Linked DNA regions of Homo sapiens: region 1 is linked to region 2. Evidence: chromatin loops called from intact Hi-C (ENCODE). Cell type or tissue: IMR-90. All regions are shown on one strand. Links, peaks and the distances in the headings refer to the core of each region. The heading gives the core; the rest is flanking DNA.

Region 1 (16,684 bases), core at 3,470-11,469, 150 kb after region 2:
TACAGTGGTGTGATCAAAGCTAACTGTGGCATTAAACTCCTGGGGTCAAGCAGTCCTCACACCTCAGATTCTGTAGCTGGGACTACCAGCACGTACCACCATGCTTGGCTAATTTTTTAATAGAGATGAGGACTCATTATATTGCCTATGGTGGTCTCAAACTCCTGACCTCAAATTGATCCTCCTGCCTTGGCCTCCCAAAGTGCTGGGATTATAAGCGTGAGCCACTGCACCTGGTCTGATATTTTTAGATGGACAATTAGTTCTACAAAAATTGAAAAAAAATTGTATATAGATGACTTAATATTTTTTAAAACTGAAGCAACCATGATGTGAAAAGAAATATTTTTTTTCTTATTTCATCTTTGTGATGAGGCCCGACCTGATCACCCCATTTAATAATCTGTTTTACTTTCTCCCTATCCCAATCTGACACAATCTTTTTTCCCTGTTCTTTTTATTTTTACCTTACAGTTTCATAATCTAACATACTGAGAGATGACAACGTGCTAGCAGCCCTTGCTCGCTCTCAGCGCCTCCTCCGCCTCGGCGTCCGCTCTGGCCGCACTCGAGGAGGCCCTTCAGCCCGCCACTGCGCTATGAGGGCCCCTCTCTGGGGCTGGCCGAGGCCTGAGCCGGCTCCCTCTGCTCTCGCGGAAGTGTGAAGAGAGAGGCGCTGCAAGAGCCAGGGGTGCGCGCGGCGCTCGCGGGTCGGCGCGAGTTCCAGGTGAGCGCGGGCTCGGCAAGCCCCGCACTCGGCGCGACCGGCTGGCGCCTGCTGGGTTTGATCGGGGGGACGAGTTCCCTCTGGGCTGCCAGAGTGCCCGGGCTACGTGCCGCAAAGTCCCGCAGCGGTGAGTGCCATTGAGAGGTGAAGCTGGCTGGGCTTCTGGGTGGGGTGGGGACTTGAGAACTTTTCTGTCTAGCTAAAGGATTGTAAATGCACCAATCAGCACTCTGTGTCTGCCTAAAGGTTTGTAAACGCACCAATCAGCACTCTGTCAAAACGGACCAATCAGCGCTCTGTAAAGCGGACCAATCAGCTCTCTGTAAAATGGACCAATCAACAGGATGTGGGTGGGGCCAAATAAAGGAATAAAAGCAGGCCACCGCTAGTAGCAGCAATCGGCTCGGTCCACTTTTAGGTAGTAGAGGTTTTGTTCTTTTGCTCTTCGCAATAAATCTTACTGCTGTTCAGTCTTTGGGTCTGCTGCTGTGTTTAAGCTGTAACATTCACTGGGAAGGTCTGTAGCTTCACTCCGGGAGCCAGGGGGGCTACAAACCCACCAGAAAGAATAAACTCCAGACACATCTGAACATAGGAAAGAAAAGACTCCGGACACACAGTGTGTAAGAACTGTAATATTCACTGTGAGGGTCCAGGGCCTCAAGACCAAGAACCCAACAATTCCGGATACAATACTATGATAGTTATATAATTATCATGCAACTCTTTTCTGTTCGTTTATTTGAGACAGAGTCTCCGTCTGTTGCCAAGGCTGGAGTGCAGTGGTGCGATCCCGGCTCACTGCAACCCCCCGCCCCCCCGGTTCAAGGGATTCACTTGTTTCAGCCTCCCCGAGTAGCTGGGATTAGGGGTGCACGCCACCACGCCCAGCTGCTTTTTTTTTCAGGACCTCAGGTGATCTGCCCACCTCAGGCTCCCAAAGTGCTGGGATTACAGTTGTGAGCCACTGCACCCAGCCACTAATATTATTTTTAATAACAGTACCTAGATAATTGGAGTCCTATATATTGACATGTGTGAAATTCATTCATTCACTTATACATTCCTTAATTCAGCAAGTTTTTTTTTTTGAGATGGAGAGTCTCTGTCACCCAGGCGGGAGTGCAGTGGCACGATCTCGGCTCACTGCAAGCTCCGCCTCCCGGGTTCACGCCATTCTGCCTCAGCCTCCCGAGTAGCGGGGACTACAGGCGCCGGCCACCATGCACGGCTAATTTTTTGTACTTTTAGTAGAGACGGGGTTTCACCGTGTTAGCCAGGATGGTCTCAATCGCCTGGCCTCATGATCTGCCCGCCGCGGTCTCCCAAAGTGCTAGGATTACAGGCGTGAGCCACCGCGCCTGGCAATTCACCAACTATTGAGAACTTATTTTGTGCCAGATTCTACTCTAGGCGTTTAAGATGCATTAGGGAAGAAAACGAAGGTTCATACCTTTTGGAAGTTACTATCATATATGTACCATGGATGGAAAGAGACACAAAAAACAGTAGTATCGGCTGGGCACCGGTGGCTCACACCTGTAATCCCAACACTTTGGGAGGCCGAGGTGGGTGGATCACTTGAGGTCAGGAGTTAAGGGACCAGCCTGGCTAACATGGTAAAACCCCGTCTCTACTAAAAATACAAAAAATTGGCTAGGTGTAGTGGTGCATGCCTGTAATCCCAGCTACTTGGGAGGCTGAGGCAGGAGAATTGCTTGAACACGAGAGGTGGAGGTTGCTGTGAGCCGAGATCGCCCATTACACTGCAGCCTGGGCAACAAGAGCGAAACTCTTAATAATAATAATAGCTACTAAAGACTAAACACTGGTTGAAAGTTGTTATATATGTTATTTCATTTAATCTTTGCAATAACCTTGCCAAGTAGGCTGTTTTTGTTTGTTTGTTTGTTTGTTTTGCTAGGTTTTGCTCTGTTGCCCAGACTGGAGTGCAGTGGCACTATCTTGGCTCACTGCAACCTCCACCTCCCAGGTTCAAGCAATTCTCCCTCTCTCAGTCTCCCAAATAGCTGGGGATTACAACCACGGCCACCACACCTGGCTGATTTAGAGCCGGGGTTTCACCATGTTGGCCAGGCTGGTCTCAAACTCCTGACCTCAAGTGATCCACCCAGCCGGCTTTTTTTCCCCCGATGTCGGGTGATCCAGCCGCCGTGGCGTCCCAAAGTGCTGGGATTACAGGCATGAGCCACTGTGCCCAGCCCAAGTAGGCAATTTTTAATCCTTGTTTGAAAAACAAGACCACTTAAGCTTGGAGAGGGTAAGAACCTTTCTAAAGTGACAGAGCTAGTAAGTGCGTGCCAGGGTTAGAATTTGAATAAAATTTTGTGTTTTTAAAAATAGTTCTGCTGACATAGTCTGCTATGGAACAAATACTCATCTAGATTTTGTGCACTTTTTGTTTGTTTGTTTTGAGATGGAGTCTCGCTCTGTCGCCCAGGCTGGAGTGCCGTGGCACGATCTCGGCTAACTGCAAGCTCCAGCTCTCGGGTTCACGCCATTCTCCTGCCTCAGCCTCCGGAGTAGCTGGGGCTACAGGCACCCACCACCATGCCCGGCTAATTTTTTTGTATTTATTTTTAGTAGAGAAGGGGTTTCACCGCATTAGCCAGGATGGTCTCGATCTCCTGACCTCGTCATCTGCCCGCCTCGGCCTCCCAACGTGCTGGGATTACAGGCGTGAGCCACCGCACTCGGCCGATTTTGTGCTTTTATTTATGGCTTCATTGTGAAATTTTTGAGAGCCCACGTTATCTTAATTTTTTTCCTTTGGATAAATCATTTATTTACATGGCTGAAAACAATATGTAAGAAAGGCATTCGTGCACTGAAAGAGTCTGGCTTCCACCCTTTTATCATACCCTCTGCTCTTTTACAGATAACCATTTCTATTGGTTTCCACTGTTACTTTATCCAAAACAAGAAACACTTACTATATATTTTTATATTATCCTTTTTTTACATATAGGGTGGTTTACTACACATGAGCACCCGTATATTCAAAATAAATGGATTTCAATTAGGTAAATAATTTCTTTTTTTATTTATTTGGAATAAAGGTTGATATGAATCACTGATTAATCTTGGACTAATAGCTCTTTTCAGTTAGGCAAATCTTCCTGTGACATTTGACTGACATTATTAATATTTTACAACTTCAAAGGACATCAAACTATAAAAGTATCAGTAGGGTTCTTAAATTAGTTTTACTTTAATATACACTAATTAAAATGTCTACTGTTGCTTTTTTAAAGATTTAAAGATTTTTATAATCTTAGTATGACCTGATACACATATCAGAGTTGTTTAGAAATTTTGAGTTGACATGTTATGGCTACATTGGAATAAGGAAGTATTGCAAGATTCAACTTTAGAACTCATTGATATATTAGCATTAAATATTTTTCCCCAGGACGTAAACACATTAGTATTTTTCCTTCCAAGCACAGAAACTTAGAAGTATATTTTGTTAAAAACAAAGCCCAGTTTCTTTTTTTTTATAACTTTTTTTTTTTTTTTTGGAGACAGTGTCTCACTCTGTCACCCAGGCTGGAGCACAGTGGCACAATCTCAGCTCTCTGCAACTTCTGCTTCCTGGTTTCAAGCCATTCTCTTGCCTCAACCTCCTGAGTAGCTGGGATTACAGGTGCACACCACCAAGTCTGGCTAATTTTTGTATTTTTAGTAGAGACGGGGTTTCACCATGTTGGTCAGGCTGGTCTCAAACTCCTGACCTCGTGATCCACCTGCTTCAGCCTCCCAAAGTGGTGGGATTACAGGCGTGAGCCACAGCGCCTGGTCACCAAAGCCCAGTTTCTGAATAGCTACATTCAGTGTTGAGATCCTGAATCATTATTTCAGCATATTCTGGGGCATGGCTGGCTTCATGGCCTGTGGATCCCTGCAGTCAAACAAAGCCCTGTGCTTAGAAGGACCTCATGTTTGGCCTAATGCATTGCTATCACTGTCTTGAAATTCTTCTTATTTTTTGATCAAGGAGCCCCGCATTTTCATTTTGCACTGGGACTAGCAAATTAGATAAAGCCCATCTTGGGATATGAAACATACATCTATCCTACTATTTATAGTCTTTCACCTGACTTTAGTAGTAACAGAAGCTAACTTACTGAATTATCTTTCTTTTATCCCCTACTGATATAGATAATAAGGAAAATGAGGGGCCGGGGGCGGTGGCTTACACCTGTATTCCAAGCACTTTGGGAGGCCAAGGCAGGTGGATCACCTGACATCAGGAGTTTGGGACCAGGCTGGCCAACATGGTGAAACCCCATCTCTACTAAAAATACAAAAATTAGCTGGGCGTGGTGGCAGGCGCCTGTAGTCCCAGCTACTCCAGAGGCTGAGGTAGGAGAATCGCTTGAACCTGGGAGGTGGAGGTTGCAGTGAGCTGAGATCGCCCCATTGTACTCCAGCCTGAGCAACGAGTGAAACTGAAAACTAAAAACTAAATAAATAAATTAATCTTTAAAAAAAAAAAGGGGGGGCCAGGCGCAGTAGCTCACGTCTGTAATCCCAGCACTTTGAGAGGCCAAGTCGGGTGGATCACGAGGTCAGGAGATTGAGACCATGCTGGTTAACATGGTGAAACCCCATCTCTACTAAAAATACAAAAAAATTAGCTGGGCGTGGTGGCAGGTGCCTGTAGTCCCAGCTACTCAGGAGGCTGAGGCAGGAGAATGGCATGAATCCACGAGGCAGAGCTTGCAGTGAGCCGAGATCGCGCCACTGCACTCCAGGCTGGGCGACAGAGCGAGACTCCATCTCAAAAAAAAAAAAGGAAAAAAGAAAAGAAGGCAACAAGGTATTCTGTAACATTTCTTTACTATTTAACAAGAAGCCACTATATTTATGATTTATTTATCTTTATGTTGCTTCCTACATTCAAATTATATTATAAATTGTTTACTTTTGACACTTGAAATATTTTTCCCAGAGATTTATCTTCCTTGACAGTTATTTTGTGGATTAATTATTCTGAGGGTCTTCTAAAGCATTTAAGTGTACTTGATTCATAAATTAAGAAACTCAACTGGGCATGGTGGCTCATGCCTGTGTAATCCCAGCACTTTGGGAGTCTGTGGCAGGAGGATTGCTTGAGTCTAGGGCTTTCAGACCAGACTGGGCAACATAGGGAGACCTCATCTTTACAAAAAATAAAAAATTAGCTGGGCATGATGGTGTGCACCTGTGGTCCTAGCTACTTGGGAGGCTGCAGTGGGAGGATCAGTTGAGCCTATGAGGTCAGGGCTGCAGTGAACTGTGATCTTGCCAGTGCATTCCAGCCTGGGCAACAGAGCAAGATCTTGTCACACACACAAAAAAAAGAATTCTTAGATTATTTCATCATACATACTTAGCCTCCTATTACAGTGTTAAGAGATCTAGTTTTTAGATTCACTAAGACAGAATGACAGGAATAAGCATTCACTTAATTTAAAGGCCATTTCCCCCAATTAGTTGATATTTAGTGCCTGCTGTAATTATATAAGTAGGTGACATTAGGTTCTGTAAACTCAATTCTGGATGTCTTATGAGAAAGCTAGATGTCAAGAAGCCAAGAAACTCACTTCTCAGGAACAACTACTCTAATTCAAAATTGACTGAGTTCCTACAATGTGCTAGTCAGCATGTGTACGACCAAAAACCAAGAAAATCCTTTCCTGGCTGGGCGAGGTGGCTCATGTCTGTAATCACAACACTTTCAGTGTCTGAGATGAGAGAATTACTTGAGTCTAGGAGCTCAAGACCAGCCTAGGCAACATAGTGGGACCTCATCTGTACAAAAAAATTAAACAATTAGCCAGGCATGGTGGTATATGCCTGTGATCCCAACTACTTGGGAGGCCGAGGTGGCAGAATCATTTGAGCCCAGGGGGTCGAGGCTGCAGTGAGCCAAGATCATCCCACTGCACTCCTGCCTGGGTGGCAGAGTGAGGCCATGTTTCAAAAGAAAAAAAAAATCCGGCTGGGTGCGGTGGCTCACGCCTGTAATCCCAGCACTTTGGGAGGCCGAGGCGGGTGGATCATGAGGTCAGGAGATGAAGACCATCCTGTCCAACATGGTGAAACCCCGTCTCTACTAAAAATACAAAAATTAGCTGGGCATGGTGGTACGTGCCTGTAATCCCAGCTACTCAGGAGGCTGAGGCACGAAAATAGCTTGAACCAGGAAGTCGGAGGTTGCAGTGAGCCAAGATCATGCCACTGCACTCCAGCCTGGGAGACAGAGCAAGACTCCCTCTTTAAAAAAGAAGAAGAAGAAGAAAGAAGGAAGAAGGAAGAAGAGGAAGAGGAAGAAGAGGAGAAGAGAAGGAGAAGGAGAAGAAGAAAGAAGAAGAAAAGAAGAAGAAGAAGAAGAAGAAGAAGAAGAAGAAGAAGAAGAAGAAGAAGACGGAAATCCCTTCCACAAGTTCCCATCGATTCTGCTCTCTTTCTCATCCCTTGTGGGTTGCAATATAGGCTGTCCAAGTTGCCTGCAAAATGTATAGATGAGAAGAGACTTTCTTGATGCGTCCAGCTGTTTTCACTTTTGAATGTGGCAGACTATCAGCTTTATCATGTAAGAGAAAGTCAAGTATCAAATAGACTTATAGATCCAACCTCCAAGAAAAACAAAAGCTTTTGGAAGAGAAAAAGGAGAAATTTGTAGAAAAGTTTACATTATTATTTCTAGTGTTGTATTTATGCAACAGGTGAGCAGACAGCTTTTGCCAGGATGTTGGCTGCCCGTGTTGCACGAATTTGATTAGCTATAATGAGGATTGCATTAGACGTTTTAACTCACTAGAACACCATGTTCTATCTGCCTCTCCCCCTCCTCCACCCTTTAAATAAAATCGAATCAAAGTGGATGGTTCCCAAAGCAGCTGATTTACTACAATATGTATTTGTAGGAGGAGCTAGAAAATTAACCTCCCTCAAAGTTTTGGAACTCTGCTGTTCCAAAAAGAACAAAGAGGAATTGTCTCCCAAAATAATGCATAGAAACTTCATTCTTCTTTCATCAAAATAATGTTTCCTGTTTTAGGGCAAGCATTTTCTTCATGTTGGTACATTTCTAATCAAATTCAGCCAAGTATATCCTCCTGCCAAAATAGCTTTCTAGAAAAGATTACAAGTAGAAGAGGTGATAACTGGAGGAAATGAGCAGAGTTGATACACATTACTTACCAGGAATGTATAGAATTGTTGTTAAAGCAAAGCATTTAGTTTTTAGTTCAAATAAGTTCTTACTTTGAATAAACATATAGATCACATCTGAATTCATATAGTCTTTTCCTTTTTGTAAGTATACATCAAAATGACATACAGAAAAACTGCTCAAATTGATAAAAAGGCAGCATTAATGAAATGAACAAAAAATAACCAGTTTATTTACTGGAAAAAGTTATGCATTACACCATATTCAGTTGGTAACATAAACCGAGATATAAGAATCGATATATTGGCTTCTGGTTATTTTCTTAGCACTGGAGTGCCTTTTCCAACCATTGAGTGCATGATCAGATTACACAAATACAAGCACATATCATGTGTTCTCCCATGAGACATTATTCACTTAGGATTGTCTACAATAAAAAAAGTTAAAGTACAAGCAATAATAAATTCATAAGAATTTTTTGAATTTAAAATAAATGCATGTGTCTTTGAGAACATTTCTTTTGAAATTCATATTTTTAAAAATAACAAGTTTCTTAAATCAGTCTTTTAGTCGTGTTTTCATATGGTATTTATCAGTAGGTGGAAACACTTCACATCATTTAACCCCAAAAGGCATAATAATTAAACTGCAATTAAATGTAGGAACAGTTGAATCATTACAACAATAATACGGTGTACAAATCAGAGTTGGCCACACAATACACATGTTAATACTGGAAAGAAATACAATATCAGAATCATGGATGGTTCATCACATAAGCATAATCATGCAAATAAAAACAGAGTAGATTATAAAAATGTCATAAGAGATTTTCAAATAGTAATTGTTTGACTCTCATAGTCAAACCATTGAGCTTTAACATTTTGTGGGAATAATGTTAAAATGATGTATTTCCTCTAAGACTGGCTGCACAAATCATACCTATGAACCCAATGAGTCATTCTGTATCTCCATTATCTATCATTGAATAATTATTTTTAAATAAAATGATATTTCCCCTTACTTTATAGTTCTCTCATCTTTGTTTTAAAATGACTTTTTAAAAAGAAAAACATATTTACACTAAGAAGCACCAGATTTACTTCTCGGTGTTTTCATTAGAGAACAATGATTGAGGAATAATTCTGAAAGAAAAAAAGTAAAAAATGTGTTCTCAACAAGTGTTCTACAGCAATTAAACTCCAATCACAGGAATAATCTGGCTCAGCAGTTTATCCAGGCTTCAGCTTAAATAGGGCAAATTTTAAATAACTCGAGAAGGGATAAAAATACACTGAGGATTAGAGCCATGCAGTTCAATATGGAAAGGAGACTAGATATAGATAACAATCTCCTTACTTTCCTAATGGACAGAAGATCACAGAGAAATGAGACTTCTATAGTGTTCATCTTATGAATATGGGAAAGCTTACATGATGTGAAATAATTCATGCAAACATTTTACATTGCATATTTCTATGCACTCTCGCCCTTACACTAAAGGCAGTTAATTGCTCTTCTTCTTCTTAAGTAGAATATTCTGGAAAATTCTCAATTGGGGAACATGTCTTAATACTAAATATCTCTTTCAATTACACTTTGAATAATAAGGACGAAAGACATGTCTAGATGAAATCTTTCAGCTGTAAACATAATACGATCAGGTTACAAACGCAATACATTAGGGACTATGGCAGTTAAGTTCGCATATAAATAAAGATGAACTTAATTTTAGACACAACTCATCCGAGGGCATTATTACAGACAATGGAAAATGTCACTCGGGAGCTAGATTGATCTTGTAGTTCCATAGAAGTTGATTTTAAGGTAAAAAAGTACTTGTCAGTATCAGCACTGATCATGCTCTCTGTCATAACCTATCATAACTCCAGTTCAACAGCTTTTTGAAGAATTATGTTCCCTTTACTTGAAAACATACTCTTGTACATTTTTTGCAGCCTTAAATATAAGGGTTACTTAAAAATCACTCTAGTTTATAAACAAACAAAAAAACTGGAGGGCAACCTTTTTAAAATTGTGAACTTTATCCCATAAGTTTCTTTCAAATTTAGTCCTACTTCCTACCTACCATATCAATGTATTTGTGGCAGCCTGAGTTTGAACCCACCACAGTTCCTTACTGGAAATCCATCAGCTTCCCCCAATGTCTCTGAGGGACAGATTGTAACTTTTGGCTGATTGATTATGACAATTATACATTAAAATTGACACTCATCCCAGAAGAAAAGATATTTCATTTCTTCCTTTTCATGTTTTGTGATCTCCATTTGAGACATGTAGAGAACTTTAATTAATACAGAATATCAAGAAATCTCCACATTCTTAGGTTATTGGACCAATGTTTCATGCTTGTTTCAAACAGAAGAACTTATCTGCACAAGGATATTTTCCAAAGCACGAAAAAAGCAAATGTTGTAGACTGAAGATCCTTTTAAATAAAGACGAAATCTGAAATGTGTTTGCCCCCCACTAAGGGATTGCATACCTTCTATTTCTGAAGTATTCCTGAGGACATTGTTTTTTTAGACTCTGACAATTGAATTTTTTTAGTAAAAGTCCTATATTCTGAACAATTTTAAAGATACCATGGAATATAGCTGAAAGAAAAAATAATACCAACGATCATTTTTTTCCAACAAATATCTTGGAAAAATAAAGATTGCCATCCTATTTTCAAATATAAAATATTTTATGATTAACCAGTAAAATTTTAATGTATTTTAAAACTTAAAATAAAAGAATCACAGGATTATGAGCTCCCAGAACTGAAATGCATTCTCCTATCTTGCCACTTAATACTTACTAGACCACCAATGATATTCAATTTTTACAAAACAAATATTCTTTATGATTATCAATTTCCACGTTAATTTCCCAGTGTTAAAAATCTCTTTCCTAGAGTTACTATACATCCTTCACACTGAAGCCTTTTTTATTCTAGACTTAGTAACAATATCTATAGCTGATATCTATCATTTGTTAAATATTCTTTTCTTGAAGACTACTATTGTACCTCCTCTTCGTTAGACTAAAGTATAATTTCTAAATAGGTCTTTTCTTATTTAACAGTTTTCCTTTTTCTCAAAGTTCTCCAAATTATTTTATTAGAATCCAGAGTTGGATATATGAATGGGATCTAATGGATTATGTGTGGACCAGAAAGATTAAGCCAAGCTCCTTTATTTATGCCACTCAGCACTCAGGCCAAAGACAATTTATTGCTTCTTCTTATTTTTTGATTAAGGAAAATCCTCAGGAGAAAAGCATTTCTCCATACTATTCAATATTGTAATTGTGCTTACTTTTAAAAAACTACCTGTTTACTTTGCTAACTACTTTTACTAGTTAGCATTAATCTTTGCTCACTCTGTTTGCAATAATTAGCCAGTATTTTTTAGTGCATTTCTGCTGTTTATTTTTCCTCTCCAAGTATGTCTTCAATTAGTCTTACTGGAGTTCATTCTTTTTGGTTCTCACTAGTTCTGCCCCTTTTCAATTTCCTTTTGAATTCCTGATGTTATCTTTACAGATACTGATTTTTATCAACACTACACATACTGATTCACTTTAAATGCCTATAAATAAATATGGCTCAGTGTAAACTATACTAAATGATGCCACAGTGTAAATACATGGTATTCTCTCTTACTGCTTAGGGACTATCACTTAATTTTGTGCTGAAAATGAGAAATTTATTTCCAAGTTTCTATAACTTCTTGGCAAAGATTCACTAAAATTATTATTTTCATAGAATTAGTATTTCAGAAAAAGACTTTCCCACTCTATGAAGATAAATAACTGAAATGAAACTAGTTTATAATAGACGTAATAATACACTTTGTATTGGAAGAAATGTTTTGTGGGTGACCCGGCTTTTCATGGAGTCCTAGATTCAGAGTTAGGGATAAAGAATGCAAATACAACATTGCCGACTGGCAATACTGCCCCGTCATCACACACAGACAATACTTCCTGCTGAACTCCCAGTCCCACCAAACAAAACCGATGAGACGATCTACGAACATGTTCTGAGGTACTTTTTAAAAAGGCATATATTTCCCTCAGGCACAAACAGTTTTTTATTAAAAGTCAACTTAGCAGCTATGCCACTTCTCAGGTCCAAATACGTGGTGCTTGAGAAAGGGGGAAAAATAAAAAACACAAAGTGAGGGCAGGGGTAAGCTTTCTTTCATTGAACTCTGATAAAATCCACAGTCTCACTAATACTGGTACTAGGCAGATACAACGCCAGTGAAATGAAGACAATGTTTAGGAACAGCAAGGCCATGCAGGTAGAAAAGAGCAGAAGGTTAGGCTGCTATGGTTGGGAACTTCATGTCGAATCGTTTTGTTTCTGTTTCTGTACTTTAACCTGAACCCTTATTTTGGTGAAGATTTCAACTCTTTACTCCACGTTGCATAATAAATGACACTGTGGAAAATAGCACTCATATAAAGAACACAAAACGTCCTGGTTGCTTTGGTAATAGCGACCACTACTTAATAGGCGTATGACTAACGAAAGCTCCTGCAATGTGCTTTACGACTTACCATTTGGTCTCTGATGGACCACTCCATTTCTGTGCCACCCATGTCCGCTCAATAAGCTGAGTGGCTCCTGGATCTCCTTTCTCAGTGCCCTACACTGGTAACTGTCCTTTGTGTTAACAGTGAGGGTCATTTTTGTTTTGAAGAGAAGTTACAGATGTCTTTATATGAAAAGGTCAAACCCTTATGGTTTTAAATAAGTTAAGGCTACCTGACAAAGACAAGGAATCAGGGCTAGGAGCAATTGTGTGGGCAGCACTTGATGGTTAAGGAGCCCGAGAGTGTTAGACCTTTCAGCTCAGTTAGCTGTTTTCCTTGTTTGTCAGATTATGTGCAAAATAAATTTTGCTATGAAAATCCACTGCCTTAAATCAAGTCATAAAAGTTACCCAGCAGAATCTGTAAATTAACCAGGAACATGTATTATCTCAAGATAATAGAATGTTTGTAGGCACCTGAGTGTTTGTCAAAAGTAGACAATGAGCTAAGGTTTATTATCTATTGTTTTTTTGGCAAGGAAGATTCGTTATGAAAAAAACTAACAACAACAAAACATACAATTTTAATCAAACTTTGAACACTCTCTGGGTAAATTAATTAATTAAAGGCTATCTTACATCTATATATGTATATATTTTCCCATTTGTACTTGATACCTTTTATCAGGAAAGACTCAGTAGGACCCTGATTTTGGGAGAAGTAAAAAAAATTCTGGTCATTAAATAAACACACCATTTTTTTCCCTTCAAGTTATTGAGCCTTCTTTAACGTTATCACACACATACACACATACAAAGGAGCAGCACCAGTACATCTACTCAACTGCAATGAAAAAATAAAAGTAAAGATGCCATCAAAACTTGAATAAGTCAATAAATCATAACTTAGTCTCTTTCTTAGATTTACTTAGTAATGTCCAGTGAAGAACTCTAGTTAAAAATACAAAAACAAAACCCAGCAGTTAATGAGCTACTGATTAGAAAGTAAGTGCCTAAACAATACCAGCGTAGCAGCAAAATACAGTTATTGTTAACATTCTGATGCACCTCATTTATCATTTTGTGCAAGAAAAATGACCACAGTCTGGCCAATTCCAGATTTCAAACTAAATTCAAACTCATACTTAATTGAGCAAATTATGCTTATTTGAAAATAAATGAATTAAATTCACCTCAGAGAAATTATTTGTATAGACATAAATCATGTAGCAAATAAAGTACAAAATAAATATCAATGACAAACATATTGGAATCAACTTCCCTAGCTGAATTTGGAGTGTGAGGAAAGATGATACTGCAATATACGTATTTTACATGTCTTAGGTCTCTCTTATGCTATCGAGGTAAAGCCAGCCATCTGAGACACGTTTTCTGTTTCTTTTTTCTTTTTTTTAAATTTAAATGAACTGTAGCCATTTGATGGCAGAAGTTTATCTGTGACTCAGAGAAACCACAAAATGTTTTATCACATCAGGGTCTGTGCTTCGTGTTCTTCTCAACTTTCTCTCGTCTTCCAAAACGATGGACATTAATCCAATTGTACATCTAACAACCGAGAAGAAAACACCCGCTGGATCTTGGGCAGTATCCTGTGTGTGGCTACAAAACTTCCACCCCAGATGTTCGTCCACAGGAGATGAAGACTAGGGGTGAGGAGGCTTGGAGAGACAGTGGAGAGGGGCGCACTGGGAGCTGGAATGTGGCTGCTCCTCAGGGAGAGCTGTGTCAGGACTGGAAAGGAGAAACAAGCACGTCAGCAAGAAACACATTTCAAAGGGCCAGGCACAATGGTAGGGGTTAGACGAGATATTTTTGCATAGATTTTGAGAACAAGAACAGAAATCTGCACAGTAAATGGTTTCCATCTAAAGCATGCCAAGATAATGGTAGCTTTTCAAAACAAGGCATAAAAAAGAAAAATGAAATGTATTAAGGAAATGATATATGCACTCTTCCCTCAAAGTCACTCTTCTCTTTTCTTGTTTTCCCTATTTTCTTGCCCCCAGCATTTTACAGAAGTTCTTCTCAATTTTTGCACGGTCTTGTTCTCCTAGGTCTCTGTGTTAGCTGTAAGATTTCATGAGATCAGTTCTTTTCAAACTTTAATATGCATGCAAATTACCTGGGGAGCTCAGTATAAAGGGCAGATTCGGATTCATTAGGTGTGGGGTGAGATCTGAGATTCTACATTTTTAATGAGCTCCCAGTGATGCTGATGGTACTGACAGGTTGACCAAGGCTTTGGAGTTTAGAGGATTCTATAGTTATCTGGTAGATCCAGATTCACTAGGATAAAGAATTTGCCTGTGGAAGTCTAATTTGCTCTAAGAATTCCCCCTACCTGCTTGGGCTTGGAGGTATAAGGAAGAGTTTTATATTTCACCCCCCCCCCCCTTTTTTTTTTAGATGGAGTCTCGTTGTTTTGCCCAGGCTGGTGTGCAGTGGCTCCATCTCAGCTCACTGCAGCCTCCGCCTCCCGAGTTCAAGCGATTCTCCTGCCTCAGCCTCCCGAGCAGCTGGGATTACATGCATGCACTACCATGCCCTGCCAATTTTTGTATTTTCAGTAGTGATGGGGTTTTGCTATGTTGGCCAGGCTGGTCTCGAACTCCTGACCTCTGGTGATCCACCTGCCTCGGCCTCCCCAAGTGTTGGGATTACAGGCGTGAGCCACCGAGCCCAGCCTAACATTTCCCATTTGTTAAGTGTATAATGTAACTTTCCAAACGACGCCTGTGATAGCCTCTAGTTTAAATGAACCTGTGCTCAGGCCTATCAGGGTCTGGATGAATAATCTTGAAGAATAAAGAAGCAAAATCATTGAGTTTCCTAGGGTAAAATGACAAAACACATTTGGGTTTGGGCCTTTTAAAATTTGACTAGCGGCCGGGCGCGGTGGCTCACACCTGTAATCCCAGCACTTTGGGAGGCCAAGGCAGGAGGATTATGAGGTCAAGAGATTGAGACCATCCTGGCCAACATGGTGAAACCCTGTCTCTACTAAAAATACAAAAAAAAAATTAGCTGGGTATGGTGGCGTGTGCCTGTAGTCCCAGCTATTCGGGAGGCTGAGGCAGGAGAATCACTTGAACATGGGAGGCAGAGGTTGCAGCGAGCCAAGATGGCGCCACTGTACTCCAGTTTGGCAACAGGGCGAGACTCCGTCTCAAAAAAAAAAAAAAAATGTGACTAGCAATGGGGGAATCACAACATGGAGATTTGTTTTTTTAATTAGAAAAGAGTATTTTTCTAAAACTCTGTTATATTCCCTTAAACTATGAAAGTCAGTACTATATAATTCATTTCTACCAGAAGTGATGTTTGAGAGAACAATTCAAGGCTCATTATTACTATTAATTTAAGCATAGCTTTTTAAAGCTAATTAAAATTAGCTTTAAATTTAATGGAGTTTAAAATGTAATGGAGTCATTAAAATTAGTATTAAATAATTTTTATCTTTGGTACTGAAATTATCCTCTACCTATATCTCTTGCATTTTAATACAAAATCATAATTATGGAAAATATCTGACTGGCTTGAGGTTATTCTTTCTTCCCAAACTCTTTGAAGTGCTGTAAATATAGTTTAAAAGAAGCTTTGCTGTTCTGTACTGGTTAAGACAAGCAGTGATAAAAATTGTTTTTCCTACCTATTTTTAAAATGTGGTATGTAAACATGGGAGAACTGGACCTTCAACAAAAAGCCTAAGAAAATAGCGCATAGTTTCATTTGTAAATTTTTTTGATATGGAATCTCACTGTCGCCCAGGCAGGAGTGCAGTGGCACGATCTCGGCTCACTGCAACCTCTGCCTCCTGGGTTCAAGCAATTCTCCTGCTTCAGCCTCCCGAGTAGCTGGGATTACAAGGGCCCACCACCGCGTCCGGCTAATTTTTTGTATTTTTAGTAGAGACGGACTTTCACCATTTTGGCCAGGCTGGTCTCGAACTCCTGACTTCAAGTGATCTGCCCACCTCGGCCTCTCAAAGTGCTGAGATTACACACACGAGCCACCGTGCCCGGCCTCATTTATAAATTGGAAAATAAGCCTGGGCGCGGTGGCGCACGCCTGTAATCCCAGCACTTCAGGAGGCCAAGGCGGGCGGATCATGAGCTCAGGAGATAGAGACCATCCTGGCCAACATGGTGAAACCCCGTCTCTACTAAAAATAATTAAAAAAAAAAATTAGCTGGGCGTGGTGGCGGG
Region 2 (16,684 bases), core at 3,610-11,609:
TTATTACTCCCTTGCTTAAAATCCTTTAATGGAACTGCAAGGCTCGATGGGGAGGGGGAACCTCAAAACCTCTAGCTTGCATAAAGGACCCTTCACATTAAGACATCAATCTTGCCTGTAATCCCAGCGCTTTGGGAGGCAGAGGCGGGCGAATCACCTGAAGTCAGGAGTTCGAGACCAGCCTGACCGACATGGAGAAATCCCATCTCTACTAAAAATACAAAATTAGCTGGGGGTGGTGGCACATGCCTGTAATCCCAGCTACTCGGGAGGCTGAGGCAGGAGAATTGCTTGAACCTGGGAGGTGGAGGTTGCGGTGAGCTGAGATCACACCATCACACTCCAGCTTGAGCGACAAGAGTGAAACTCTGTCTCACAAAAAAAAAAAAAAGAAAAGAAAGAAAGAAAAAAAAAGGCGTCAATCTCCTGAAGGGCCTAATATCCATCTACTCAGAACTATGCACCCCTAACACTCTAGCCACATTCTCATCTTCTCCATTCCTGGAAAACACAGTTCTCTTTTCATATGTTTCTCTCTGCTTTTGCATACGTTGGTTCTTTTAGCTTAAAAAACAGAAAGTCTTTGTTTAAACAAATTTATCAATATCTAGCTCCAATGTTACCTTTTTTGAGGAAATTTCCTTGAATCAATGAAACAGTTGTTCCTCCTTTTCTATTCTCCAAACATATTTTGTACCTCTCCTATGACATTTCTCATAGTCACTGCATTTAGAGGTCTATGAGGGAGGCGAACTTAAACCTCCTTGAACATAGAGGTATTACACAATTTTTAGGATTGAGTATAGTGAATACAGTTACATTTCCTAACCCTAAGCATGACTTGTTACCATTCTGTATCAAAATGGTCAATTTTAGATAAAAAGTTACCAGAAATACCTTTTTTCCTTGATATTTCTTATTTTGCTATTTTACACTCTAAATTAGTAACTCTGATGGAAATAAATTTAAAAAAAATTTACTGGGCAATATTAGAGAAAAACATGATATTTCTAATAAATCAGTAACTACTGATAGACATTAAGGGGCTTACACATTTATAAAATAACAAAATTATTTTCAAGCTTTGTATAATTTCTTTTTGCTATAGTCAAAATTGATTCCATATTTCTAAGAAGTCATGTAATCTAATAATGTATAATTACTATTCAGATCAAGTATATTATCAAATAGCAAACAGCAGTTCATAGATTTTAACTGCATTTGGGGAAGGGAACTTTTTTTTTTAACATTAACTGTTGGCTACAGATTTTAAAATGCAGGTCAATTTCCAATTATCTAGATAAATTTGGAAATAAATTACATGAAGTGTAAACACAAATAATTCTTACACTTTAATTCATGTACTGGCTTTTTTTTTTTTCCCCCCTGAGACAGAGTTTCGCTCTTGTTGCCCAGGCTGGAGTGCAATGGCGCGATCTCAGCTCACTGCAACCTCCGCCTCTCAGGTTCAAGCGATTGTCCTGCCTCAGCCTCCCAAGTAGCTGGGATTATAGGCATGTGCCACTACGCCCAGCTAATTTGATATTTTTAGTAGAGATGCGGTTTCTCCATGTTGGTCAGGCTGGTCTTGAACTCCCAACCTCAGATGATCCACCCACCTCAGCCTCCCAATGTGCTGGGATTACGGATGTGAGCCACCGCACCTGGCCCGTGTATTGGTTTTCTATTCCACATCAAGCCTTACAGGAACTACTAAGGAAATATTTCTAGATTATTTTTTATTCAATCGTTTTACTTTTCCTATCACCCTCCTACAAGAGTGCTTCAAAGAGTGAAATGACTTAAATGTAGGAAGAGAAAAAACAAAAAGTGGGGCAAGTATATCATTAATATAAAATATTAAGGACCTCTTTTTCTTATTTATTTTTATCTTTTTATTTATTGAGACAGAGTCTCCCTCTGTCACCTAGGCTGAAGTGCAATAGCACGATCTCAGCTCACTGCAACCTCCACCTCCTGGGTTCAAGCAATTCTCCTGCCTCAACCTACTGAGTAGATGGGACTACAGGTGCGTGCCACCACGCCCAGCTGATTTTTTGTATCTTTACTAGAGACGGAGTTTCACGGTGTTAGCCAGGATGGTCTCGGATCTTCTGACCTCATGATCTTCCCTCCTTGGCCTCCCAAAGTGCTGGGATTACAGGTGTGAGCCACTGCGCCTGGCCTAAGTACATCTTTAATAGCAAAAAATCTTGGCCACAATTTTCTCCACACAGACAGTATCGCTCCAGATTTCTTGGTTTCACACCCCAAAGCTTCTCCCTCATCTCTTTTCTGTCTTACGACACAGCCCATTAATTAATCATCCAAAATCATGTACGGGCTCAGCCACAGATTCCAATCTCACTAACCCACTAACCCCTCCATACTTTCTTCATACTTCTTTATATCAACTTGGCCTGTGAGGCTTCCAATAGCAGGAACTCATTATTGACATGCTGCTCAACAAGGGACACCAGAGGTTAGCAAGCAAGGATATTTATTCTTAAAAGAGAACTGAAGGGAAGAAATGGAGAACACTACAAATATTTATAATTTATTAAACTTCTTATATTCCTGCTCATTTTACATTTCCCAACAGAAAAAGGCACTGAATATTAGAAATGTATTCAATCAACAAATATTAACAAAGCACCCAGTATCTATTAGTTACCTTTCTAGACCCTAGGAACATAGCAGTGAACACCACAACAAAAAAATAACCTGTATAACATGCTAAATGGTAAAAGTGCTATGATGGGCCAGGCACAGTGGCTCACACCTGTAATCCCAGCATTTTGGGAAACCAAGGCAGGTGAATTGCTTGAGCTCAGGAGTTCGAGACCTGCCTGGGCAACATGACAAAACCCATGTCTCTACTAAAAATATAAAAAGTAGCCAGGCATGGTGGTGTGTGCCTGTAAGTCCTGGCTACTGTGGAGGCTGAGGTGGGAGGATCGTTTCAGCCTGAGAGGCAGAGGTTGCAGTGAGCCAAGACTGCGCCACTGCACTCCAGCCTGGATGACAGAAAGACTCTGTCTCAAAACAAAACAAAACAAACAAACAAAAAAACTGCTATAACGAAAGTAAAGCTGGGTGAAGGAACAGGCGTGCTATTAGGTGAGAGGCTATTATTATATCCTATATACAGGGAGGACAAGGAGGTCTCACTAATACTCTGCTAGCTGAGTAGACATGAAGGGAATAAGGCATAACATATTTTGAGGATTAGCATTCCAAGCAAAGTGTAAAACTACAAAAATCCTAAGGTAGAAGCACAGTTGATATGTTCAAAGAGAAATAAGGAAGACAACATGGATAGACTAGGGAGCATATTTGATGCTGAGGTCAGAAAGTTAAGGGGTAGGGATAGGGATAGGGGCTAGAGAAGGTAGGGCCTTGCACATCATTGAAAGAACAGGGGATTTCCTTTGAAAGAGATGGGAATTCACTGAAGGACTGCGAGCAGAGAAGTGGCAATTATCTGCCCTCCGTTTTTAGAGGTGCACACAGGCTGTTAGGTAGACAATGGACTCCAGGAGGTCAAGGGTAGATAGGAGGCTAGTAGAAGCAATCCAGGGGAAAGCTGTGTGTAACCTAAAGCAGGGCAAGTAACAGTAGAGGCAATAAGACATAGTCAGTTTGATATATCTTGAAGCAAGATTTGTTGCCAGATTGTACATAAGAGAAAAATGACTCAAGGAAGACTAGGTTTTTGGGACTAAGCATAAGAAATAATAACTGCTTTATGGCCAGGCGTGGTGGCTCACGCCTGTAATCCCAGCACTTTGGGAGGCCGAGGTGGGCGGATAATGAGATCAGGAGATTGAGACCATCCTGGCTAACACGGTGAAACCCTGTCTCTACTAAAAATGCAAAAAATTAGCCGGGCATGGTGGCGGGTGCCTGTAGTCCCAGCTACTCGGGAGGCTGAGGCAGGAGAATGGTGTGAACCCCGGAGGTGGAGCTTAGCGCCACTGCACTCCAGCCTGGGTGACAGAGCGAGACTCTGTCTCAAAAAAAAAAAAGAAAAGAGAGAGAGAAAAAAAAGAAATAACTGCTTTATAATGGCATGGAAAAGACAAGACCACAGTGACACAGTCTTTTTTGTTTGTTTGTTTAAATGTTTTAAAAATGTATTTGTGTGTACTTATTCTCTAAGAGGGTGAAAGACTCATTTTCCCCAGGCCAAGTTTTATTATAATAACCACCATGTAGAATGACCAAATTCTACGATTAACACTATTTTTCTTCTCCTAAGTGTTTTCCTTCTGCCTGCTTCAACGTATAACCAACTAACTTGTGTCAATTCGCCAGGGAATAAAAATGGAAGGATCTGTTCTAGCCAGAGCTTAGCAGGTGCTGTGGTGGGAGATAAATCAGAGAACACACACAAACCAGGGTGAAGACATTTACAAATGTACTTTAGCCAATAAAAATTAGCTTGTTATTTTATAAAGAAAACAGGTGCCTACAGTAAAGGTTATCAGAAGGTGGCTCAGGAAGTGGGCAGGGATGGTCCACAAAACATCTAAGAAAATACCTTTTTATTTTTGAAATAAATGACTTCAACTTTTCCCTGGATTATTCCAGGAGTCTCCTATCTACTCTTGACCTCCTCAAGTCTATTCTAGTATCTAAGAAGAACTGATTAAATTTAAATCTTAATCCTAGTTTGCAGTTTAGGTTACATGTACATTTGGATGTTTATTAAAGGAACACCAAGTTATCATTCTTCCAAAGAACTGCATAATATTTCCTATTGAGTCATTCATCATACTCTATCATATTTCATTTCTTTCATGTGAAAGGAGTTTGCCTGAAAGCGTAAGCTTTAGAAAGAGAAGTTTTTTCAGGTCATTAAAAAAAAAAAACTGTTATAAAATAACATGTGCACTAAATATGCATATTTACAATTTTTCTTAGATGATTTAACAAAATTATCCAGTAGTGTAGGCAGGAAGTGCTATATTACTGTCTTCTCAGTTTAAAAACCTAAAAAGGAACTTATAAAGTCCATATTGTTGTAGTGGCCACTCTCTAAAGGGTGCTGTCCATTAAAGCAGAAAACAAGAGCCAACAAGTTCTCTATGTTTATCAACATTCACCTCTCAAGCTTCATCTTCCTGTTCTAGAAATATTTTCCTCTCTAATTAAGAGCTGCCTTCCAGGAGGGAATACTGTCTCTCCAATCATCTCTAACTGTTTGAAGATAAATGAGAATGGACAGAAGCTATTTCAGGAAAAAGAGAACCTAAAACTTCACTGCTTGGGGTGAGAAAACACTTCCCTTTTGCTGCATTTCTTTTTTTTTTTTTAATTTCATATTTAGAGTATGATGGTAAATTTTGGAGAGATCACAAGACCTCCAAACTTTATGCAAGAGTGGTGGAACGCCTGCAAAAGAATTCAGGCTTCTGCCTGAGTGATGGAGGGAGCAGGGGCAGGCATGGACTGGGCTGCTTAACCCTCCCGCAGCTACTAGAACCTGGGAACGGAGCCAGCTGTGCAGCTGCAGGAGTGGCGCCTCAGCTCTCCTGAGGCAGTGCTGTCACCAACCCCAACCTTGGGCTTCCACACTCAGCGTATGCCCCTGACACTTAAGGAAGGAAAGAGCCACACCACCATCAGAAAGAATACTGGTAACTGTGAAGGCTGCCGGTTCTAAGTTGTAGTTTATCTTGTTCAGCAGTGTGGACATTTTTCAGTGAGGCTTATATCCAGTCAAAAACGAATGGGAAAATAAACAAAATGAACCCATTTCAGTGATTAAAAATATTTTTAGCAGACATTTCCCGTCACATGATTACATTTCTATCACACAGTTGAATTACATTTCTATTTCAAAGACTCAATTTCTCATTAATATGCTCTCTACAACACTCAAAGAGACCACAGTGGCTTAATACTACTACCACTAACAATTTTTAAAAAACAAACTCATGCCTATCTCTACAATGTTGTCTTTTACAGAAAAACAAATAATACTTACTCCCCTGAACTTCACCAAAACAAGACTGGGATGGTGGGAATTTTTGTTTGTTTTAACAGAACAATGCTCCGTGCAGTAGCACTAGAAAAATGATTAGTGGTAAATATTTCTTAACATTTGTTCACACCAGAAATGGGAGGAAAAAGAGAAAACTGTTCCTTTCTTTCTCTATATTTCTCCCCTCAATGACCAAATTTCCAAACTTTACTTATGATAATAAAAATAAGCCAGAGAAACTTAACTATCAAACTCATTTGTATCTGGTTAGCCCAGAAGAAGCCTCCTGGAGAGCCAAAACCCATCAATAGCACATATTTTAATCTTGAACTTGAAAACCAATGTGAGCTTTATTAACTTTAAAAGAAAACCAAACTCTGCCACTTTTACATCCCTCGGCATGCAGTGTTATAAAGTGACCCACGCTGGGGAAGAAAAAAATATATCTACTAGAAAATGAAACCACTTACCTTGATCAGTGGACATGATTTCACATATACTGATAATTAATCTACTCTGGTTTAATAAAAAGATATTTGGCTTTACTCTTTTAAAGTTCATGTGATAAAATCTCACTCCTGGCTGTAAAGCTTCAGGGAGGCTGAAGATTACACAGGATCTGCCAGGAGCTCAGACCAATGCACTATGACTTCAGTGCATTCTTCGAACTTACTGCCCAAGGACGACCTTATGCAAAACATGCCACACCTCCCCAGAGGACGGACTGCTGCAGTACATTGCATGAGAGGGAGTGTATGAGCACAGAGAGACTTCTATTTATCAAAGTAAAGTAAACAACTGAGGCACATGGAACCTTTAAAAGCATTCAAAGTACAGCTGGGAATAGGGCGATTTCTAAATGGACTAATGCCTTAACTATTAGTAATGCTCTAAAAAAGCTAATGGGAAAACAGTTTGTTTCTATTTTAACAGGGCTCCTGCCCTGGACCAAAGATGTTGGTTACAGATTCATGATTCACAAGCTTAAGATGTTAAAATCTCATTTTGAATGACCTCAAATATCCCATTTATGTTTTCCTTTCCAGCATAGCTCATTGATTTCAGTGACTAAATAATACAGAATTAATAAATACTACATACAAATTTCCTAAGGAAAACAAGTCGTATATGTTATTTCAAAACATAGTTTAACTGGTAAAATATTTATTACTCATTTTTATCTGTCTTTATAAGTACATTAGTAATTTCTCATGGCCTTGAAAAATCAGAAAATGTCAGATTAAAGCCAGGCGCGGCGGCTAACGCCTGTAATCTCAGCACTTTGGCACGCCGAGGTGGGTGGATCACCTGAGGTCAGGAGTTCGAAACCAGCCTGGCCAACATGGTGAAATCCATCTCTACTAAAAATACAACAATTAGCCGGGTGTGGTGGCATGCACCTGTAATCCCAGCTACTCAGGAGGCTGAGGCAGGAGAATCGCTTGAACCCAGGAGGCAGAGGTTGCAGTGAGCTGAGATTGCGCCGCTGCACTCCAGCCTCGGTGACAGAGTGAGACTCCATCTCAAAAACAAACAAACAAACAAAAGAAAATGTCAGATTAAAATATTTATAAAATCATAATGAGTTAACAGGTTACAGACATTCTCCCTCACTGGGGAAAATAACCTCTCCAACCCCCTCCTCTTTGTGTCCAGACACAGTAGTTCCCTCTCTCTAGTGTGCACTTGAATCACCTACTGGGTTATCAAGACATACATCACTGAGTGCCCTATCAAAGTCAGATTCAGTGCATGGTGGGGCCACATAATTTGCATTTCTAACAAGCTCCCAGGTGACAGTGACACTGCTGACCTGGGCCTTCACTCCAGGAATCACACTTTGAGAACCACTGGGGCAGTGAATTGCTGGGTTAGGGAGGATTAAAGGACTTGCTAAATTGCACACCTGCTAGGAGCTGATGGATGTCAGGCAGGAGCCAATACAGTGCTGAGGATGAGGTGTGAGGGGTTTGTTCTCCCACTTCAACACAAGCTCCCCATCAGGACACAAAGGTTGTCAATCATTCTAATGAAAGTGGTACTTTTTTAATAACAGAAATGTGTATATAAGGCATAAATAAATAAGCTTTACAATTAATCTGATACAGAATAGGGTAATAGTACATGGAGAAAAAAGTCAAAGAGAAGAAACCTGAATTGTTTTTAACTCCTTTGCAAACTCCACCCATATGTGTTAAAATTTCACTGTGGCAGAGAATCTGTTTAGGTTTGGTTCCAAGACCACTTAGCCTTAGCAAATTTCAGTAATGTAAAAACCAGAATACTTCCCTGTCACAAAAATGCCCCAACGTCTGTCTGTACTTCCTGAGCTTTGATAGCAATGTTTAAATTGTAATCTCAGGTTTGGTATTAAAACAAACACTTTAAAAAAAAAAAAAGCTAACATGTGCTCTCTGCCCATTGCTATGTTAAGCATTTTCCATGTAGAATTTCATAAAGTCCTTATTGCAGGGTAATAATTTATCACCATCTTACAGAAGAATATCACTCTGTAAGGTAGTGTTAATTTATCACCATTTTGCAGAAGAGAAAACTAAGTTTAGGAGGTCAAAAATCTTGATCACTCATGCTAGTACAGTGATAACCATTAAGATATTAAATTCACTGTTGTACAACAAATTAAGATATAATGGTATAGCAGTCACCCTTTACCTGTGATCAACTTCAGTCTGAAAATATTACATATAATATTTTGAGAGAGATACCACATTCACATAATCTTTATTACAGTATATTGTTATAATTGTTCTATTTTATTGCTATTGCTGTTAATCTCTTACTGTGACTAATTTATAAATTAAACTTTATCATAGCTATGGATGTAAAGGAGAAAACATAGTATATATACTGTTCAGTACTATATGCAGTTTCAGGCATCCACTAGGGTCTTGAAATACATCCCCTGTGGATAAAGGGACACTACTGTATTCACTTTTAATCTTTATAGATGAAAGCCAAAAATCAAAACATGGTTTGCAGGAGAAAGTGATAACTAAAATAAAATATAACAATTATGATTGACTCTCAATTGCCCACAAGTGGACAATCTGTAATAATCTGCAGCATCTACCACAAACTTAACACTAAATTCTAGGCTACCCAATAGGAGCAATAGCAGTTTCTCATCAGGTGGGAATGCACTTATCCTATGAGCCAGCAATCCTAACTCTTAGGTACTTAACCTAAGTAAAAGGAGGATTTACATTGACAAAAAATGTTTACAGAGCCTTTATTCATAATCATCCAAAACTAGAAATACCCACTTGTTCTTCAAGTAGTGAATGGGAAACAAACTGTGGTACATCCACACAATGGCATACCACACAGCAATAACAAGGGATGAACAAAGATACCTGCATGTGCATTAGAAAGAAGCCAACGTAAAGGGCTACACATATGTGATAAAATGAGACACTCTGGAAAAGACAAACTTACAGGAATAGTAAACAGATCCAAGGTTGCCAGGGCTGGTGGTAAGGGAACTGACTTTTCATAAAACGGCATGACAGAATTTTGGAACTAAAGGGACTGTTCTGTATCTTCATTGTGGTGGTGGTGGTTATATGACTGCGTGCATTTGTCAAAACTCAGAATTGTACCCTAAAGAGGTTGAATTTTAATGTATGTAAATTATCTTTTAATTTTAAAAAATTTAGAAGCAAATAAAAGCAATTTATTCATTAAAAAAGAGGCTAGGAGGGCCGGGTGGAGTGGCTCACAGCTATAATCCCAGCACTTTGGGAGGCCGAGGCGGGCGGATCATGAGGTCAAGAGATCGAGACCATCTGGCCAACGTGGTGAAACCCTGTCTCTACTAAAAATACAAAAATTAGCTGGGCATGGTGGCACGCGCCTGTAGTCCCAGCTACTTGGGAGACTGAGGCAGGAGAATCGCTTGAACCCAAAAGGCAGAGGTTGCAGTGAGCCGCGATCGCACCACTGCACTCCAGCCTGGCGACAGAGCAAGGCTCTGTCTCAAAAAAAAAAAAAAAAAAAAAAAAAAAAACCAAAGCTAGGAAACTGATTGTCATAGATAGTGTAAACTCAACCCTAAATAATTTTTGGTATATCCACTATGCTCCTCATTGTCAACAGTAGAGATAATCACTAATCCATTTTCTGTGATTTACAAAAAACTTGGCAAATTTATTAAAAGTGATCTAATTAATTCCCCATACATTATCCATTTGTAAAAGCTGAAGTTTATGATACCATATCAAAAGGGATCTATTAAATAAATATGTTTAGTGATTTTAAGGTTGTCATAGATATCAGTCTTGAAAAACACCTAAAATCCATGCCACTGAACTCACAGCTATTCATAAAATACCTCCAGCTCTGAAGACTTAGTGGCTATCATCCAGCCCTTTCACCTCTCCCTCCTTGTAGCAATGTTATTTTGATACACATTGCACTGAATAAGAAACTTACCAACTTCTGCCAAACATTCACGTGATATTTCTTTTTTTGAGATGGAGTCTCTGTCACCCAGGTTGGAGTGCAGTGGTGCGATCTCAGCTCACTGCAACCTCCGCCTCCTGGGTTCAAGCAATTCTCATGGCTCAGCTTCTCTAGTAGCTGGAATTATAGACACGTGCCACCAGGCCTGGCTAATTTTCGTTTTTTTAGTAGAGACAGGGTTTCACCATGTTGGCCAGTCTGGTCTCAAACTTCTGACATTGAGTGATCTGCCTGCCTCAGCCTCCCAAAGTGCTGTGATTACAGGCATGAGCCACCATGCCCAGCCCACATGATATTTCATAATAATGTTTTTTATTATATTAAATTTTAAAATAAAAGCCTACCTATATTATATTCAACAGCTTACCATTTTCCATGGAAATGATCTGAAATCAAGAATTTTATAGGCAACCTGCACTTCCTGGATTAAAACCTATATATCTACAATGTTTAAAAATAAAGAAGTGAATAAAAACTATAAATCTACAATGTTTAAAAATAAAAGGAAGCCTAAGTTGTTTGCCTTAGCATTTTTATTTAAACCTAACTGGCACATTAGCTGTCATATAATTGAAGACTTCCCAATTAACCTAACATACTATTGGCAATGTCAGCTTTTTTTTTTTTAAATTTTTTTTTTTTTTTAGACAGAGTCTCACTCTGTCACCCATGCTGGAGTGAAGTGGCTCAATTTTGGCTCACTGCAACTTCCGCCTCCCAGGTTCAAGTGATTCTCCTGCCTCAGCCTCCTGAGTAACTGGGATTACAGGTATGGGCCACCATGTCTGGCTAATTTTTGTATTTTTAGTAGAGATGGGGTTTCACCATGTTGGTCAGGCTGGTCTCGAGCTCCTGACCTCATGATCCGCCCACCTCAGCCTCCCAAAGTGCTGGGATTACAGGCGTGAGCTACCGTGCCCGGCCGGCAATGTCAGCTTTAATAAATTATGTACAAATAAGCATATACTGGCAAAAAAGTAACAGGAAAATTATTCCTAGTAAATGTTAGTATTTAACTAACAGATCAGATAGAAAATGGAGTAGGAAAACATAATGGAAGTAGGCCAGGCGCGGTGGCTCACACCTGTAATCCCAGCAGTTCGGGAGGCTGAGGCGGGTGGATCACAAGGTTAAGAGATCGAGACCATCGTGGCCAACATGGTGAAACCCCATATCTACTAGAAATTCAAAAATTAACTGGGCGTGGTGGTGCGCGTGGTGGTGCACGCCTGTAGTACCAGCTACTTGGGAGGCTGAGGCAGGAGGATAGCTTGAATCTGGGAGGCGGAGGTTGCAGTGAGCCAAGATTGCGCCACTGCACTCCAGCCTGGGGACAGAGTGAGACTGCGTCTCAAAAAAAAATGATGCATAATTTCCATTTTGCACGTCTCCGAGGCTTAATAAAATGAGGCATAGAAATTCTTGAACGTATGCCAAGTAAATCCTGTTGCTTGAATATTTTTGTACCAAGCCATTTTTGTACAAATCTTCAAAGCAGATGTATTATCCTTGAACATCTATTTATATTAAAAATAATTAATAAAAAAGTTTTCTATCACCTCTTTAGTTATATGTTCACTTATAGTCACACACACACAGAGTACAGCTGGCCTCCAAATCCAAAGTTTCTGCATTTGCAGGTGCAAGCAACTGTGGATCAAAAATATTCAAATACAATTTCAAATAAAAACAAGACAACAACAAAAAATATAAATTTTAAAAATATAACTACATAGTGTTTATGTTGCACAGTATTAAATATGAGCAATCTAAAGATGATTTAAAGTATAAGAGAAGGGCCAGTGCAATGGCACACACTTGTAATCTCAGCACTTTGGGAGGCTGAGACAGGCAGATCGCCTGAGGTCAGGAGTTCGAGAACAGCATGGTCAACATGGTGAAACCTCATCTCTACTAAAAATACAAAAAGTTAGCCAGGCGTGGTGGTGCGCACCTGTAATCCCAGCTACTCAGGAGGCTTGAGTCAGGAGAATTGCTTGAAGCTGGGAGGCAGAGGTTGCAGTGAGCTGAGATTATGCCACTGCACTCCAGCCTGGGCGACAGAGCGAGGCTCCGTCTCAAAAAAAAAAGTGTAAGGGAGGATGTGCGTAGGTTATATGCAAACACTATGCCATTTTATATAACAGACTTGTGTAAGCAGATTTCGATATGAGGGTGATGGTCCTGGAACCAATCCCCCAGCCCCACATGCTGAGTGACAACTCGGTACTGTTAAGAAGAAACTTTACTAGCCCAGTGCGGTGGCTCACGCCTGTAATCCCAGCACTCTGGGAGGCTGAAGCGGGAGGATTGCTTGAGCCCAGGAGTTTGAGACCAGGCTGGACAACATGGTGAAACCCTCTCTACTAAAAATACAAAAATCAGCCAGGTGTGGTGGGATGTGCTTGAAATTCCAGCTACTTGGGAGGCTGAGGCAGAGGCTGCAGTGACCTGAGATCACAGCACTGCACTTCAGCGTGGGTGACAGAGCAAGACTGTCACCAAAAAAAGAAAAAGAAAAAGAAAAAAGAAAAAGGAAATTTTATCTGTAATGTCATCTTCCCTTGATTCTCTTCCACCAAAAAATATATAATACTAGAGAATAAAAACATTATACTAATCTAAATTAGGAAATTGATCCCTAAACCCCAATTTACAATCTCTCTGATCTTATCTATAAGGATTTCAGTTGGTAATACTTTCTCTTTCAGCATTTCCTCTCACCGTGGTTGACTTACTACATTAAAATACTAAGATAGGCTGGGCGCAGTGGCTCACACCTGTTAATCCCAGCACTTTGGGAGGACGAGGCGGGTGGATCACAGGGTCAGGAGATCGAGACCATCCTGGCCAACATGGTGAAACCCCATCTCTACTAAAAATACAAAAATTAGCTGGGCATGGTGGCACGTGCCTATAGTCCCAGCTACTCGGGAGGCTGAAACAGGGGAATCACTTGAACCCAGGAGGCAGAGGTTGCAGTGAGCTGAGATCGCACCACTGCGCTCCAGCCTGGACAACAAAGTGAGACTCTGTCTCAAAAAAAAAAAGTCTGGCCAGGCTCTGGGAAGAAACCGATTCTGGATGTGTGTGGTGCCCCTGGTCAAGTGAGGGCAGGACTGCAAAGGGAGCTCACCATCCTCACTCACTGCTTCTGTCAGCATTCCACAGGCTAGGCTCCCTGATAGACACCCTTCGACGTGTATGTTTAGATCAGCCTGACATTAAACACTGCGTAATATCCCACAGTTTAACTCTATCATAATTCACTTAATTAACAAACATAATTTTATTATTTTTTAAAAGAGCATCCTAGTAAATTTCTCCATATCTGCACAAGTATTCTTTTGGATAGACTACCAGATATGGACTTCACAGCTCAATGGTATATGAATTTCAAATTTTGGTAACTTACCGAAAACTTTACCTTCCAAAACATATCAATATATATCCTCTCTGCCCTTTACCATTAATCTATACTAGATTATTAATTTTTAAAATCTTTACTGTTAGCTGGGAGAATATGGATAAGTAAATTTAAAGTATATTCATGCGACGTAATACTATATCTGAGTTAAAATGTGTTCGGAATTGGTGGGTTCTTGGTCTCACTGACTTCAAGAATGAAGCCACGGACCCTTGCGGTGAGTGTTACAGCTTTTAAGGCGGGGCATCTGGAGTTGTTCGTTCCTCCCAGTGGGCTCGTGGTCTTGCTGGGCTCAGGAGTGAAGCTGCAGATCTTCGCGGTGAGTGTTACAGCTCATAAAAGCAGCATGGACCCAAAGAGTGAGCAGCAGCAAGATTTATCGCAAATAGCGAAAGAACAAAGCTCCCACAGTGTGGAAGGGGACCTGAGCAGGTTGCCAATGCTGGCTCGGGCAGCCTGCTTTTATTCTCTTATCTGGCCCCACCCACATCCTGCTGATTGGTAGGACCGAGTGGCCTGTTTCGTCAGGGCGCTGATTGGTGCGTTTACAATCCCTGAGCTAGATACAAAGGTTCTCCACATCCCCATCAGATTAGTTAGATACAGAGTTTCCACACCCAGGTTCTCCAAGGCCCCACTAGAGCAGCTAGATACAGAGTGTCGATTGGTGCATTCACAAACCTTGAGCTAAACTCAGGGTGCTGATTGGTGTGTTTACAAACCTTGAGCTAGATACAGAGTGCCGATTGGTGTATTTACAATCCTTGAGCTAGACATAAAGGTTCTCCACGTCCTCACCAGAGCAGCTAGATACAGAGTGTCGACTGGTGCGCTCACAAACCTTGAGCTAAACACAGGGTGCTGATTGGTGTATTTACAATCCCTGAGCTAGATATAAAGACTCTCCATGTCCCCACCAGACTCAGGAGCCCAGCTGGCTTCACCTAGTGGATCCCGCACCGGGGCTGCAGGTGGAGCTGCCTGCCAGTCCTGCCCCCTGCGCTCGCATTCCTCAGCCCTTGCGTGGTCGATGGGACTGGGCGCCGTGGAGCAGGGGGTGGTGCTCGTCGGAGGCTCGGGCCGCACAGGAGCCCATGGAGTGGGTGGGAGGCTCAGGCATGGCGGGCTGTAGGTCCCGAGCCCTGCCCCGTGGGAAGGCAGCTAAGGCCCGGTGAGAAATCGAGCGCAGCACCGGTGGGCCAGCAGTGCTGGGGGACTCAGTACACCCTCTGCAGCCACTGGCCCGGGTGCTAAGTCCCCCATTGCCTGGGGCCAGCAGGGCTGGCTGGCTGCTCCGAGTGCGGGGCCCACCAAGCCCACGCCCACCTGGAACTCCAGCTGGCCCACAAGCGCCACACGCAGCCCCGGTTCCCGCTCGTGCCTCTCCCTCCACACCTCCCTGCAAGCTGAGGGAGTGGGCTCCGGCCTTGGCCAGCCCAGAAAGGGGCTCCCACAGTGCAGTGGGGGACTGAAGGGATCCTCAAATGCCACCAAAGTGGGAGCCCAGGCAGGGGAGGTGCTGAGAGCAAGCGAGGGCTCTGAGGACTGCCAGCACGCTGTCACCTCTCAAAAGCAAATGAACTACAGCTACACATCAACATAGGCCATTCTCACAAACAATGTGGAATGAATAAAGTACACAGAATAAAGTACAATTCCAGTTACATATAGTATATACTTTTAAAACATTCCAAAATGTTGTTATGGACACATAGCCATATGTGGTGTGATGTTATGATTTTTGTCCACAGTTCTGGTTCATAACTCTCACAGCCTTGTTATGAGGCTGGGGCACTTTACACCTCAGAAAATAATCTCTCTCTTTGCCCTCCTTGCACCTGCCCAAGCCAGGACTCTAATCTGATTGTTGGGTCACAAAACCCTCATTCTGGAGAGGGAGAAAAGCAAAGGTACACTAGACAACAATTTCAGGATGGCAGATACCTCTGGTGGGGAGGCATAGGGAGTAGAAAAAGAAAGAAGAACACAGGGGCTTCAAATGTATTGGTAACATCCTAATTCTTGAAGTCTGTTTTGCTCTTGTTCTTTAAACAATCTTTAGAGACATATACATAAACACACAACTTAGTATATGCATAAGATATTTCATACTGAACAACAGCACCTCATTGTTTAAATTTTGTATTTTCCTAATCAACAATTTCTATGTTTATAAATGTTTATTAGTCATTTTTAAAAAGCTTCTGTAATCTCTGTGCTCATTTTTTTTTTTTTTGAAACAGTGTCTCACTCTGTCACCCAGGTGGATCGCAGTGGTGTGATCACAGCTCACTGCAGCCTTGACCTCCCATGCTCAAGCAATCCTCCCACCTCAGCCTCTTAAGTAGCTGAGACTACAGGCACATGTCACCATGCCCAGATAATTTTTCATTTTTTTGTAGAGTCAGAGTCTCCCTGTGTTGTCAAGGATGATCTCAAACTCCTAGGCTCAAGCGGTCCTCCCATCTTGGCCCCCCAAAGTGCTGGGATTGCAGGCGTGAGCCTGCCACATATTTTTTTCTGTTTTTTTTTTTTATTTGAATTATAGCTGTCTTTAAAGGAGTTCATATCACAAATATTTTCTCCAAATTTGTTATGTTTCTTATCAAATCTTGCTTTTATACTAATTCCAGGTAATTTATCTTTTTTTTTTTTTTTTTTTTTGAGACAGAGTCTCCCTCTGTCGCCCAGGCTGGAGTGCAATGGCGCGATCTCGGCTCACTGCACCCTCCTCCTCCGGGGTTCAAGCAATTCTCCTGCCTCAGCCTCCCGAGTAGCTGGGACTA

What was found. Peaks named below come from ENCODE experiments on the same cell type or tissue, not always from the same donor. Only the 100,000 strongest peaks of a DNase experiment are listed, where the experiment ranks them.
Region 1: it touches region 2 in a loop (2.1-fold over the local background); 4 of 110 quality-filtered maps call a loop at or near these places.

Annotation. Positions count from the first base shown.
Region 1 is chr12:32,375,065-32,391,748 of GRCh38, reverse strand. BICD1 (BICD cargo adaptor 1) reads right to left here. Exons shown (of 10, transcript NM_001714.4): 10 at 8,116-14,209. The coding sequence ends at 14,122. Among named protein-coding and RNA genes, the nearest start is that of FGD4, 16 kb to the left of the region's middle. In IMR-90, for the core only: no CTCF peak of the experiment used is centred there; no DNase peak of the experiment used is centred there.
Region 2 is chr12:32,524,274-32,540,957 of GRCh38, reverse strand. All of the region lies in intron 1 of FGD4 (FYVE, RhoGEF and PH domain containing 4), which reads right to left. Among named protein-coding and RNA genes, the nearest start is that of FGD4, 130 kb to the right of the region's middle. In IMR-90, for the core only: no CTCF peak of the experiment used is centred there; DNase peaks (open chromatin) are centred at 5,497 and 6,887; H3K4me3 peaks cover 1,800 bases; H3K27ac peaks cover 2,125 bases.